Regions from separate parts of the Homo sapiens genome. Here region 1 is linked to region 2. The links are chromatin contacts, found by Hi-C or POLR2A ChIA-PET in ENCODE. All regions are on one chromosome and are shown on one strand. The core of a region is the stretch at or near the end of the contact, and the rest is flanking DNA. Distances in the headings are between cores, read along the strand shown. Region 1 overlaps PTPRG (protein tyrosine phosphatase receptor type G). Region 2 overlaps PTPRG (protein tyrosine phosphatase receptor type G).

Region 1 (7,347 bases), core at 874-3,373, 120 kb before region 2:
TCTCAGGTCACAGCTAAATGAGTTTAACAATTTAATTCATCACTTCTTTGGGCAGTAATCCACAATGAAAAACTCACATCCAAAGGACGGTTAGGTGCAATGCATGAACTTTGCTCAAAGGAAGCCCATTATGAAAAGCATATAGAACTAGAATGGGCTACTCAACTAAATGTTGAGTTTCAGTTGAGAAATGGAACTTTAGGACTAAATACGGGGTCACTTGAAAATCACTGGATTAAAAGAGAATGCCACTAAAGAAACGCTCGATCTGGTAAAAAGCAAAAGTATTTTTTTTTTCAAATTTAAACATAATTCTTCAGTAGCTAAAAATTTTATAATGTGAAATAGCACCTCGGTATTCATTCCCAGAGAGAGAACAACCTCTAGGAAAAATGTGGCTCAGAAGTCTCACATCTGTTATTTTAAAAAAGAAGGCTTTATGCATGTGTTAAATGGCTGACACATTTTTGACATGTTTTTGGTGATGTTAAATGTCACTTTAAATACCAAAACCTCAGGGCTGGGTATTTATTAAAGCATTTGGTTTTGGTTATGCCACTCTAGGGTTTCTCATTTGGGGCCAAAGACTCCTTTGCTGTGGGGGTTGTCCTTGTGCATTGTAGGATGTTCAGTGGCATCCCCGGCCTCTACTCGCTAGACTGCCAATAGCAACATCCTTCCCGTTGTGACAACCACACATGTCTCCATCCACTGCCAAATGTCCCCAGGAGTAGGGGAAGAGAAAAATCACCTTTAGTTGAGAACCACTGTATGACTCCAATCAACTGTTTTATAGTGAAATATTTTATTACATCTATAGACTGTCACAATACATCTGATACCTTTCTATAAATATATATCAACCCTGAAAAGAGATAAGACATTTTCATCCCCCTTATCTCCAGTATCTCTAGAAAATATATTTAAACTTTTAAAACAGAAGTAAAAACTGAAATGAAAAAAAAATCAAACCAGTGTTTTTGTCTTCTTAAAAGCATAGTATCACACTATAAAAGCTTTTGTTTTAGGGAGAATCCCAAATAGCATCCTATAATTTAAATGCTCATAAACTTCAGCAACATGTTCCAGAAAATACTGGCCCCATCCATGAAATCTGAATAAATACCCTCCTCATGCAGTCTGACAATTGCTATGACTTTTTCTTTCAGTAAATTCAAGCAATTTCATTTTTCAAGTAGAAAGTAGGGGATTAAAAAAATGGACTCAGGCAAAATAAGTCTGGTTTGGAAAATGTGATAGGGTTTCATTCCAATTCACTTAAGCTAGAAAACTGTCACATTCTAAGGTCTGTGTGGTTAACAAATATGGGGTCGCATTATTCTGCAGGAGAGACTAGGCATGCTGTATTTCACACTTACAAGGTTTCTTGGGCATGTTCCCAACTCATAAGAAGGAGAAAGAAACAAGGTATGAGCAACCAGAGGGAGCTTGAAGGCCACTCAACTCTCGGCTTCATCCTCCCTCTGACAGACAACATGACTGTGTGTGAGTCTCCTAACCTCCGGCCTCATACCCCTTATAGCAGAAGAGAAATAGTGCATAATCCATCATCAGGCTAATTTATCTTCTACCACAACTTTACAAAAAACTCTCATTCAGATTCAGCTAGGTGACCGGTACAGGAAAATCACCTGAGTTACAGATGGCTTTCTGACCACCGCCAACCACCTTCCTGCCCCATCCCTCTTTGAACGCACGTATACCTCACCTGGAAAGGGGGGAAAATGTCCACCTTTACCAATCAAACAATGATGAAATCTTTACAGAGGAACTGTATCTTCAGCTTCTATTCAACATCAAATGACTGCTGCATAAAGAAGATAATCCTATTCATAAAGCATAGAAATGACACAACTTTCAAGGAGGCCTCAATTTTATAAAGCAGCAACATCCTGTAGTGAGCTTTTAACCCTTGCAGACAAACCACACCAAACATAGCTCCAGGGTTATTCTGTCCTGGTTCTACTTAAAAGGGATCATTTTGCAGACTCACACGGTTAGCAGCAAACCACAGCCCAAATGAAATCATGCACTTCTCAAAACTCAGCCAGCAAGTCCGCATAAATGGGATAGAGGCTTCTGGCCCACACTCATGGCCAAGTTCATCCTGTTTCCATAGTACAGGATATAACAATTCTCAAAACAGCCAAGTGGGAGAGCTGCCCAACTGGCAGGGACCATCTCCAATAGGCCTCTCTCCACAGTTAACTCAAAACAGCACACCAGTTAATGAAATTCAAGGGACATTTGAGAGCTCGGCCTCCAAATGTCACACAAAGAAGACTGCAAGCACAGAGCTGTTGTCCAAGACCTGAAGATATACCATGAAACCAACCACATTTCCATTTAGCCAGGGATTTATTTCCCAGGGAAGCCCTCAGTGTTTTGTGGAGAATATATAGCTGGGAGGAAAAAAAAGTTCTTTATGCTTAGTAAGCTAATGTGCCTACCGATGGAAAAGATCAAATGAACAGAACAAAAATAGAAGCGGATTCTGAAATGGAATTTGGTTGCTTAACTCTGGAGTTTCCTGAATTCAGAAATAGAATCCAGACACTTGACAGTCATATGTACTCATGCAGTTGCACATCATGAACGATGGCAAATGATTTTCAAAATAAAGACAAGAAATGTCCTGTCATCTGCATGCACTACATTACAGGTAGAAAAGGACAACATGTACAGATTTTTTTTTTCTTCCCCCCGAACTGTTTTTTTCGTTTTTGTTTTAATTTCAACCTCCTAACACTATGAACACTGTCAGAACTTGCTGGAGGCAAAAAGGAGTAAAGAGGATCCTCTAAATAATTATGGTCCACTATGAACACTAAACACCATAAAATGTACTAAGATGTGGATTAAATCTGAGATATCACTACAAACTGGAATTATAATGGCATTTATATGAATGGGAGTCAAGGCTGGGCTACCATATTAATCTGTTCTTGCACTGATATAAAAAAATACCTTATGATGTTAGTGGAAGGAAGGAAGGAAGGAAGGAAGGAGGGAGGGAGGGAGGGAGGGAGGGAGGGAAGGGGAAGAAAGGAGGACTGAGACTGAGTAATTTATGAAGAAAAGAGGTTTAATTGGCTCACAGTTCTGCAGCCTGTACAGGATGCATGGTATTGCAACCTACTTGGCTTCTGGGAAGGCCTCAGTAAACTTACAATCATGGAGGAAGGTGAAGGAGAGGCACACGTATCACATGGCTGGAGTAGGAGCAAGAGAGAGGAGGGGGAGGTGCTACACACTTTTAGACAACTGGATCTCACTGTCACAAGAACAGCACCAAGGGGATGGTGCTAAACCATTCATGAAAAGCCACCCCCATGAACCAATCACCTCTCACCAGGACCCAACTCCAACACTGGGTACTACAACTGAACATGAGATCTGGGGGGAGACACAGATCCGAACCATATCAGCTACCAACCACTCAAGCTACTCTTTCTCCAAGTTTATTTCCATGGATTTCCTTAAAATAGCCCTCCATTACCTCTCCAGATCAGCATGTCTAAAACTTTACTGTGTCTGTGAATGACCTGCAGATCTTGCTAAAATGCGGTTTCTATTCTGATATAGTAGTTACAGGAAGGGTCTGAGGTTCTGCCATTCTAACAAGCTGGCAGGTGACGCTGGTGCTGCTGGTCAGAGAACCAGGCTAGGAATAGCCAGGAGCTCGAGTTCCTATGGAAACACTGCTGGTTACCTCATCAACAGGGATTTTGTTGGAACAGTAATGTATTCATCCCAAGGAATAAGTCATGCTCGGGACAAGCCAGTTATAAGAATCCTAATCCCCTCTGGTGAACACTGGCGTATAGGTTGGCAGGTGCTGCAACTTTGACCAATGATGATTTTTTTTTTTTTTAAAGATAGAGTCTCATTCTGTCACCCAGGCTGGAAGGCAGTGGCACAGTCTTGGCTCACTGCAACCTCCGCCTCCCAGGTTCATGAAATTCTCCTGCCTCAGCCTCCTGAGTAGCTGGGATTACAGGCACACGCCACCAGGCCCGGCTAATTTTTGCATTTTTGTAGAGATGAGGTTTCACCATGTTGGCCAGGCTGGTCTCGAACTCCTCACCTCAGGTGATCTGCCCATCTCAGCCTCCCAAAGTGCTGGCATTACAAGTGTGAGCCACTGCACCCAGCCCTGACCAGTGATTTTTAAGGAGAAGTTTGCTGGGCTTCCGGTGATGAAGAAGTTGTTTTTCATTTTCCCTCAGCTCCTGCTTTGGACTCTGCAATGTAAGGCCAGGCTCCATGAGGCTAGTGGAACCATTTTGGACCCACAAGGTGACAAGGATCAGGACAAAGGAACACACACAGAGGACAACAGAGAAAAAGCAGAAAAAGCACCAAGGTGATGGGTCAGCAGAATGCGGCCAATGGGCCAAATGCAGACTGCCATCTGTTTTTATAAATAAAGTTTTACTGAAAGAAGCCATGTCCATTTGTGTACTATTTATGATTCTGTCTTAAGTCACCTTGAGCCGCTATGACAAAATACCACAAACTAGGTGGCTTAACTAATAGAAATTTATTTCTCACAGTTCTGGAGGCTAGGAAGTCCAAAATCAGGGGACCAGTGTGTTCTGTGGGGTTCTTACAAAGATTTCAATATAACCTTCCTGGCTTGCAGATATCATCTCTCTTCTGACTCTTTAGACAAAGGCAATAATCCCATTTATGAGAGCTCCACGCTTATGACCTAATTACTTCCCAAATGCCCCACCTCCAAATACCATCACACTGGGGAGCAAGGCTTCAGTATATGAATTTCAGAGCAACAGAAACATTCAGTCCACAACAGTTGCTTTTTTACTACAATGACAAAGACAAATAGTTGCAGCAGAGACCATATGACCCTCACAAGCCTAAAACATTTGCTATCTGGCCCTTTTCAGAAAAACTTTACTGACCCCTGGACCAGAGGATTAAATCACCTACTCAAATACTTCATCCCATCTTCTGTTTCACTGCCATAGTATTTTCAGCAGGAGCAATTATTTCTTCCATAGCTGTCTTGTTCACTACTACATGTAAGTACTCAGCACAGTGACAGCACGTGGGAGATGCTGAACAATTTGTGCCAATTGTAATTAAGCTCATACTTTTTAATCAAGGTGCTTCAAAGTTTCCGTTTCCTTCTCTGGCTCTTCAATATAAGGCATTTATTTAGAATGTGCTAAAAATGACAGTGCTTAATATAACCTCCTGTTAATAACAATAGCCGGTTTTCTTCCACCACAAACTCCATTTCCTTCCTTCTGGGCTGGTGGTAGGCAGGATGGAATCCAGTTTCCAAATTAGGACTTGCCATATCCAGAAGCAGCTGACCCTGTGACCTGCAAGTGCAGGTCAGGATCTGCATGGTCACAGGACCATTCTGGCAGACAGAAGGACAGGCCACCTGACTGCCGGCCAACTGGAGCCATGGCACAGAGAGAACACACTACAGCAGTACACCTTTGAGGAAAGGAAAGTGAGCCCAAGAGGAAACATAAATTTTGAATAGCAGAAAAAAAGGAAAATCCAGTAGGAGATCCAACGATGGGAAAAGCCCTAGCTTTCTATAGCATAAGAACTAATACAGGATATCTTAAAGAAACCTCTAAAAATGTCTATGAAATTGTCTTATAGCAAATAGTATAATGGAAATGAATGTTTCTCCTAGTTATTCTCGAAGATGAATCGTTTACTTGATAAAATTAACAGTTAATACATCCCCTTTACTATATTTTATAGCATAATAGCATAGTGATAGAAAAACCAACAAAGCCGGGCACAGTGGCTCATGCTTATAGTCCCAGTGTTTTGGGAGGCTGAGGTGGGCCTCCCAAAATGCTTGAGCCCAACAGTTCAAGACCAGCCTGTGCAACATGGTGAGACCCTGTCTCTACAAAAAAAAAAAAAAAAAAATACAAAAAATAAACTGGACATGGTGGTGCTCATAGGTGGGAACTGTTCTCGCTCATAGGTGGGAACTGAACAATGAGAACACATGGAGACAGGAAGGGGAACATCACACACCGGGGGCTGTTGTGGGGTGGGGGGAGGGGAAGGGTTGGCATTAGGAGATATACCTAATGCTAAATGACGAGTTAATGGGTGCAGCACACCAGCATGGCACATGTATACGTATGTAACAAACCTGCTCGTTGTGCACATGTACCCTAAAACTTGAAGTATAATAATAATAAAAATAAAAAATAAAAAAAGAGTGTCTGCTTTTGGGAAAACGCTGGCGATTTCACGGAGCAAGTAAAGATATGCATAGGAACAGCAAATATGATGTACGGTTAAATCAATTCTTAGCACTTTTCTAAAGCCATCGCTTATTTTCACACAGCTCAGGGTCTCCACTGACACACGTGCAAAATAATGATTAATTTTGTGAAGTTTGGGGAAGACACAATAGTTAATGGGCTCAAATTATGGAAAAGTCAGAGCTGGTATGTCACAGCATTAACTTAATACATTTTAATCAGTACCTACTAAGCTCTAGGCAGTGGGAAAAGAACAGGGTAAAAAGAGTTAAATTCTATTGGAGAGTGTGAGACAACAATGATACAATACCTAGTGGGGATAATCTTTATGAAGAAAATTCAAGGCGTAGTGGGGCATAAGGGAATAGAGCAGGATAGAAATAATGTTTTAAAGAGGTTAATTTGGGTGGGGTATGGTGGCTTACGCTTGTAACCCCAACACTTTGCGAGGCCAAGCCAGGCAGAGTACCTGAGTTCTGGAACTCAAGACCAGCCTCGGCAACATGGCTAAACTCTGTCTTTACCAAAAATACAAAAATTAGCCAGGTATGGTGGCACGCACCTGTAATCCCAGCTATTCAGGAGGCTGAAGCAGGACGATCACCTGAGCCCAGGAAGCCGAGGCTGCAGTGAGCCATGATCACACCAATGTACTCCGGCCTGGGCCACAGAGTAAGAGCCTGCCTCAAAAGATAAAAGACCTGAACTGAGCTAAGGAGCAAGTTATATGACAGCTGAGGGTGAGGGAGAGCATGCTCCAGACAAGAAATAGTTAAGTGCAGGCTCCTGAGTCTGTACCAAAGAAGGATTCCCCTTAGGTCCTGCAGCAATAACAAACGCGCACAAGCGTACACACACACACACTCACACAGACACATTCCTACACAAGTGTATGCACCTACATGCTCCTGTCACTCCCTGTGCATCTCTGCTACTATTGCCAGCTTTCTTGTCCATCTCCCCAACCAGAGCGCACATCTTTTGAAGGCAGGAAGCCTGCATGCCAAGCATTTAGCACAAACATTCATGAAATGTGTGTTGAATGACTAAACGA
Region 2 (7,583 bases), core at 2,828-5,327:
TTATCTGAGAGCTGGCCCAACATGGGCAGGGAGACTGAGGGTGAACATCTGAGGAGCCCTCGGGGCACACATTCTTCTTAAAGACTCTTGAGTCATTTTGCTGGTCTTGTTGTCCCTTAAGAATCTCTACTGTGGAAAGCAGCTAACGAGGAGTTATCTGGAAACCTAGATAGGATGAATCTGACTTTTGGTGAGCAAAGGCATCCATTTCTGTTTCAAATAATCTTCAACCTCTATTACAAAAAAGGAACAAATAGAGGCAGTATGTGGAAACTTAGGAAGTTTAATGACAAATCTGGGCTTAAACTGGTGGGTTTTCATTACACCACAAAAATGTACATACCCGTTTTGAATGATCTTCAAAGTGTGAAAGATTATTACATACAAAAGAAAAATTGATCACATCCTGAAAAGAAGGTGGAAAATAAATATTTGCTGAATGGCTCACAGATGGATTGACAAAATGAATGAATGAATGAATGAATGAATGAATGGTCAGGACCACTGCTAAACTACCCTCAAGACAGTAAATCTAAAAATCATCGTTTTCACACACACACACACACACAATCAACTGTAGATACCAGGAAGAAGTTGCCAGAAAACTTGTTATTTGCAGTAAGAATGCGTTATATTGGGGTACAAGCATCTCTTCATCCTGCAAAACCACACGTTTATATCCTAGCAGTTCTACCTCCTGAAAAACTAAGGCTTAACTCATGGTGCTCCCCACTATGTCCTCAAGCACATTTTGAAATAAAAGCCTTTTTTTGAAGACAGGCCTACTAATAAATTTAATTATTTCTGCTATGCCACAACAAATGGAGAGAAAGCGCAGAGCTCAAGATGAACAATAATCTAAACCGTTAGATCTGATTTGTAACCTAATTTTATTCTGGTACTGGCAGAGGAACAAAATAAAACTCAAGCTGTAATAACAGGCAAGGTATGCTGTCAGCACTCTTGAGGGAATTTTTATATTTTAAGCCTGTGGGAATTTGGAAAAGGTCCATGGTACTATTTTTTCCCTTATCTGACTCGCATGGCTGATTACACCTTTAAATTAAGTCTAATAATGCATATTGTCTTTGTTAATCAGGATATGAAAGCTGAAGTTGTGTTTTGTGAAAAAGCAGATCATTTTCCAATATAGAACTCAGGCATGATGGAATGGACACTTCAATGAAATTCAGCTTTGGTCAAATGGAGGGCAAGTTACATGGCCCTAGATGCAACTAATTCATTTCCATCATCACTGTCCATTCTGGCTCTTGTTGGTTTTCTGGCCAAAGAGCAGACATATTAGTCAACTTGTCTGCTGTGTTGGTCAGATTTCTACTGCAACAATACTGTGGGACCAAAAGCAAGAGGGGAAAAAAGGATTTTGGTATTGAACAACAGTAGGCATTTATTTCTTGCTCACTGGTGTTTGGGTACACTGGGTGACTGAGAGTTAAGCAACAGGTTGGGGCCAGGAAGTTCCACCTGTGAATCTAGGACATGCTTTTCTCATGGTACCTAGCAGAACAGAGAGGCCAAGTAAAGTCATGCAAGCACATTCAAGCACTCTATTCATGGGCCTTCCATGACATTCCACTGACCAAAGAGCATCACAAAACCCAGCCCAAAGTTCAGCCAGAAGTGAGATGTCCACAGCAGGCCTAATTGGGAGGCACAGCAGAGTCACAAACTAAAGGGGCTGCTGGGCTATGACAGGGAGAAAGTGTCACATTCGAACAATCATCAGGTCTACCTCACCTGGGCTGCCACATTCACCCTAACCTGCCCTCCTGGTGACAGCCTTGCACTCCCCAACACAGGTAGGCAAGGGGGAACCCTCATTGGCTGGCAGGTAGCCAATCAGATACTCATTCTTACATCATATGATGTCACCTTGATGGTGGAACGCTAAAGTAAAAGCCCACAAAAGCAAATTCAGCTACCCTCATTACAACCCTTCTTAAGGACTGGATTCTCCATTTGTCCCGAATTACTTATAAAAAATGCCTATTCATTCTAATTAGTTTCTTTGGATCTCCATGACTTCTCTGTCAAAGGCCATTGTAGGGACAATTGCATTACACAGACAGAGCTGAGAAGAGAAATCTGTCCAAAAGAGGTAGGAGTTGGGTGGCCAAGAGTAGGGGTGGGTAGCCAGACCTGGGAACTTGTCTTCTAGCTGGGTCTGCATCATAAACACACTGCTGCCTTTATTGAGGTCATATGCCTATGGAGCAGATAAAGAGGTTTAAACAATGCTAAATAAGGTATCCCTTCGCACTGTCGTTGCTTATACAGGGCACCTAAAAAGAAATCATTCCTTTAAGCTTGTTATCTGGTTCTTGTCCATTCCTCTCTCATCCTTCCTTACCTCAGATTCTTAGGGTTTTACTGTCATCTTCCAAATCAATGATTCACTGATCAATACTTTCAGTCCTGCACTCTAATCCTAAATTACTCCTGCCCATGCATCACTTCTTCCTGGATATCCTACCTGCACCCTAAACTCATTTTTGGTCTAGAACTGAATTTGCCAGCTTTCATACAAACCTCTACCCTTTCCTCTATTCTCTGTACCAGTCGTATTGTTCTTATTTTATCCTGCACTCCCTGTAGAGTACACTTTGGCCTCCAACATGCTATTATGCTCACAGTTGCAAGTATCACTGGCTTCCTGGCCACAGACCAAAAGCCATTTAGGCTGTGCAGGCACAGCCCACTTCCAGCTACAGAGGCTCAACAGGCTAAACAGTTTCCCAGCCCCCCATTGCAGCTATAAGGTGGGCATGGCCACAATTCCAAGAACACACCTGAGGTGAAGTATGCAATGGGACTTCTGGGAAAGCTCTGCCTCCCTGATACAGGAGCTGGGGGAAAACTGTTCTGCTTAATCACCTTGAAATCAAGAGAGCACAGAGCTTCAATAGCTGTGCACCCGCTCAAAAAGCTTCCGTGGCTCTCAACTGTCAAGTGAATAAAATCTAAGCTCCTTAGTTCAGGATTCAAATGCCTTAATTATCTGGTCCACATTTATGTTTCAAGTTTATGTCTTTCTATTCCCCTTCATATTAATACAGAATAACTATATTATTTTCTTTTCAAGCTTACAACGTGCCAGATAACCTGCTAGGTACATGACATATAGTATTCACTGTCCACACTGGCCCCTATGTGGTCAGTGTTATAATACTTATTTTACAGAAATTAACAGGATCAGAACTCAAATGTAAGTTTCTCTCCATAAAGCCTCATGTTTTTCAACCCTTATTTCTTGGGTATCTTCTGTGTGTCAGACACTAGTACACCATACCACTTCCTCTTCCAGTTGGATTTTCTATCTGTCCCACTCCTTTAGGGTTATTCTTCTGGGCTCAGCTCAGAAAACTGTTTCATGGGCAATGTCTCCCCTCAAGATGCAGCAAAAAGCCATCAGTGATCACATTTTTCTCTGAAAAAAGAGTGCATCTTTATTTTCTTCTTTTAATCCTTCCTACTTCTAGTATGGTAATATAATTATACCTTACTCCAAATTTGAGGATGCAAGCTCTTGACTAAGGCAAAGTCTGCTGCTTATTCATTTTGTAACTTTCCCCCACTAACCTCCCCCACCGTGATAATAATAAGAAACAACAGTTACTGGGCCTTCACTATGTGGAAGGCAGTGAACTAACACTTTACACATTCTTTTACTTATTCTTATGATAACTCTATGGATTATATTACCCCCATTTTACAAGAAAAGAAAAAAATGTGGCAAAGTTAAGTCATCTGCTCAAGGTCACAAGCCTACTAGATAGCAAAAACAGATTAAATCCAACAGGTTCAGTAGAAATAATTTTTTAAAAATTTTAATGGTATACTACACCTCAGTTTTTATCAACAAAGATACAAAAGGTCTAAACTTTAAAGCACTTGGATCAAAAGGCCCCATTAGGAGTTGACCCAAGTTGTAAAGCCTTTTTTACTGCCAGATTTGAACAACGGGGATGGGTTTAAGAATAACCTTCACTGAGCTTCTCTGGCCAAATTCTGTGTGGGAGGGCAGGAAAGGGAGGAGTTTAATTCAGTATTATCTAGGCCAAGGGATCCGTGCCCAGTGCAACGTATGTGCCAAAGATTTTAGGCCTAAGTTGAAATCTTTGTGCGATTTTGCGAAAGGGATGGTGTGTCCTACATAATTAAATGTGCCTTTAGAGCCAGTATCATATTATGGAATTTGAATGGCTTATATTCAAAGAAATTGATTCCTGCCTGGGAAGGTTATGATGAGGTTGATAACTTCTTTTACGGGTTCCCAAACTGGACCAAGAGCCCACCTACATATGATTTATCTGGGGTGGATGAAAAAAAAATGTATAGATTTCACAGTTAAGGAATAGGGGTGAGTGCCACGTACAAAGTTCACCAGGGGTTTCTGATGAGCTGCAAGATTTGAGAGCCACTGGATTCCAGTTCACTCCACATCTTAACAGCTAACACCTTTGTAACTTCTCCACTTAAAAATAACCAAACAAAAAATCGGAGGGTTTTCTCCTAGTTTCTGGCTTTAGTTTCCAGTAACTGCAATTTTAAAAAGTTCCAGATGATGATTCTTAGGTCTCCTTCAAATGTGGTTACACACACAAAAGGTCCAATCCTAAAGAATCCACTCTCTGGATTTCAGTAATGCCTATTGAGTTTTGTTTGTATAACAATATCAGCTCCGTGCCTGGATAGGATTACACAGAGTCAGGGAGAGCAAGCACGTTCTGAGGAAAGCAGCTTGCCCTTCAATAATCTGATAAACAGGCGTTAACAGAAGCACCACAAGTACTGGATGCCCCGGTCTGCGAGCCTTTGTTGAACCATATGTCAGAGTGCTCCTAGCTCTGCAGAAGATCAAAAATATGGTTGCCCAGTTAAAAGTCATTCTCTGAGCTGCTTTGCAGGAACAAGAGGGAAAGGAAGGGCTTTGCTTATAAGAATGGAATAAATAGTCTCAATATACAATTTGACATCTGAAAGGGCAAAAAAAAATCATCCCAATACGATTCAATAATACATATTTACGTACACACACATACCCTTACATGAACACATTTATGATTCTGTTATCAAGATGGCATTTACACAAGTGTACATATGTGTATATATGTTATTTTCTAGCAGTCTTAGATTATTCCAACAACTTGAATCATTATCAGCTAAAAAATAAAGAAAAATATAAAATTCAGCTAACTACTGGAACTTGCACTGATCAAGACCTCTGTCACCAAATTGACCACAATGTTAAAATACACATCAGCTTCTACATGATGAAAGAGGAATCAAGAGGGAGTAAAAGAACAACGCACAGCTCTCAGGGTCAAAACTAAGTTCTGACAATGTCACTGGCATACCATATACGCTGGCCCAGAGACAGACCGGATGTAAACTTGAGTAATGACAAGTAACTTTAATTAAACTCTCCAACTGCTTATACGTCTGATGAACTTCAAAATGTACTTGCTCATCAAGTTAGGGTCTCTCAGAGTGGTAATCCTTTCTTATCAATCTTTGACAAACTATTAAATTTCCCATTTTTCCCCTGACCAATGGTAGAATGCCCTCTCTCCTTGTGATTTACAAGTCGTCTCAGAAATTAGAAAATGATGTACAGCTAGTGCAATTCATTTTAATAGGAATTTGAATGGCTTCTCTTTCCCTTTTTCGAAATACAATATCCTGAATTGTCCTCTCCGTCCATGTGATAAATCACTTGGGTGCAGAAAATGAAGAATTTTTAAATGGCAAGATAAAAGGCATGATTCTGTATTCTCTGTTTATGAAAGGGCTGCTCTTTGAAGTGACAAAAGCTGTGGTGCTGCTGTGTTTCCACCTGTAAAACTCCTATAAAATTTAATAGAACTTAGAGGGGTACACAAGCCACGGAGTATGAAACCTAATTTCCATCCCAGTTCATTTGATTTCCTAAAATTACATCAACAGCAAAATCAGATAGATTGTAGACACTGGTTTTATGAGGCTTCTAATAGGCAAAACTCTTATTTCAGTATTTAAAGAATAATTACCACTCTGTAATTCAGCCATGGGCCCATCGGAGCCTATTTCTGTCATCTCCTTTCATTTGCCAATAGGTATAACCAACACAGGTTTGCTAACTACCCTATCACATATTTTAGATAATTTAAGAAGAAAAAAAATGATATTCACTAAGATGCAATATAAATCCAGAAGTACAAAAATCACAAGAAAATCCACAAATCAGAAACCAAAAAGACTTAATCATTAAATTCAATTTTCCACTCACTGTATCTAAAATGAGCCACAGACCCGACAGGGCATGTGTATTCAGAACCTGGATAAGGATGATGGTGAAATGAAGTCTTTAACCCATCCATTACAACTACCTTTTGAATCATTCCAGGGAGGCTTTACCTACATGCACTTGTGTAACAGATCTACAGATTCTGTAACTTTAGAAACTCAACTTTCTTTCTCGCCAACACATTATTTCCCACAAGGTTCATTCTAAGATCATTCAATCAAGTCAGGCTTGCTATAATTGGATTCTCCCTCTCCCCCTCCCTCCACTTTAAAAGACCAAAATGATAACACTGAGTTCAGGCTAAAAATGGTATGCAAGTTTTGGAAGAGACCTAGGCACAAAAAATTATATTTAGTATATTCGATGCTTATCAATTCAACAAAAATCAGCTACAAAGGGCCTGTTCCAGAACTTTAGCAATCATCCCACCAAATTAGGTCACCATATACTAAAATCTGACAGAGGTTTGTGCTGTATTTTTCTTAAATGGCAAAGAGAGAATATGATCGAGAGCTTAATAGAAAACACAGCCCACAACATAAGAACAAAAGGTCAAGTCATATTTTGCAAACTCCAAGATTTGTAAATCCATCTCCCTGCCCCACTTCACTAACATCTACCATTCTCAAGAAATCACATTACACTAAAAAAACATGAGTTTTGCTCTAGGTAAGAATGACTAAAGGGAAATCTCCCTTCTGTCCTTCCAATCACACAGTAAATACAGCACAAGATTTAATTGCAGTTTATACCATCATACATCCCAGTGGGGTGGCTCATCTGAGAGCTGAATCAGTGACGCCCTTTAACTTAGACTCCATGACCTTCTGGGTTGTGGTAATTACCCTAACCCAGAAAACAGTCCTCAGAGGGAAATGTCATCAGTGGATAACTTGTGCCATGGGGCACTTTGATTTTTTTTTTTTTTTTTTTTTGTCTTTCCCATTTTCGGGAAGAGTAGGCCTGGGATTTGTTTTAAAAGGTAATTTATTATGAACATACTGCATGGCTTTTGCTTTGGCAGCGTTTTTCTTTTCTTGAAATAAAGAAATAAGGAGAAAGACACATACAGGCCACTGTTTAAGCCTAGAAAACATCCCTTATGGGAGGGTTTCTTAACCTTGGCACTATCAACAATTCAGGACAGAACATTCTTTTGTGGGGACAGTCCAGTGCATTGTAGAATGTTCAGCAGCATCCTTGGCCTCTACCCACTAGAGGCTGGTAGCTCCAAGTCTTGCTGTAACAACCAAAAATGTCTCCAAACATTGCCAAA

Evidence for each region. A loop is a pair of places that touch in the nucleus more often than their neighbours do. ChIA-PET counts read pairs that join two places held with the same protein, here RNA polymerase II (POLR2A). Pooled maps may share reads with other maps.
Region 1: a map of posterior vena cava shows a loop between it and region 2 (5-fold over the local background). The contact joins two enhancer-like sites. A Hi-C loop is called at or near these places in 1 of 168 maps with a recorded cell type or tissue (posterior vena cava) and 4 of 50 pooled maps. POLR2A ChIA-PET finds 5 or more read pairs at or near these places in 2 of 52 experiments (T-cell and WTC11).

What each region holds. Positions count from the first base shown.
Region 1 is chr3:61,922,292-61,929,638 of GRCh38, reverse strand. The region is part of intron 2 of PTPRG (protein tyrosine phosphatase receptor type G); the gene reads right to left. Among named protein-coding and RNA genes, the nearest start is that of PTPRG, 360 kb to the right of the region's middle. Within about 2 kb of position 2,123, at least 17 of the 41 ENCODE cell types and tissues checked have a DNase peak (open chromatin) inside an H3K27ac peak, as active enhancers do.
Region 2 is chr3:61,805,190-61,812,772 of GRCh38, reverse strand. All of the region lies in intron 2 of PTPRG (protein tyrosine phosphatase receptor type G), which reads right to left. Among named protein-coding and RNA genes, the nearest start is that of PTPRG, 250 kb to the right of the region's middle. Within about 2 kb of position 4,077, at least 13 of the 41 ENCODE cell types and tissues checked have a DNase peak (open chromatin) inside an H3K27ac peak, as active enhancers do.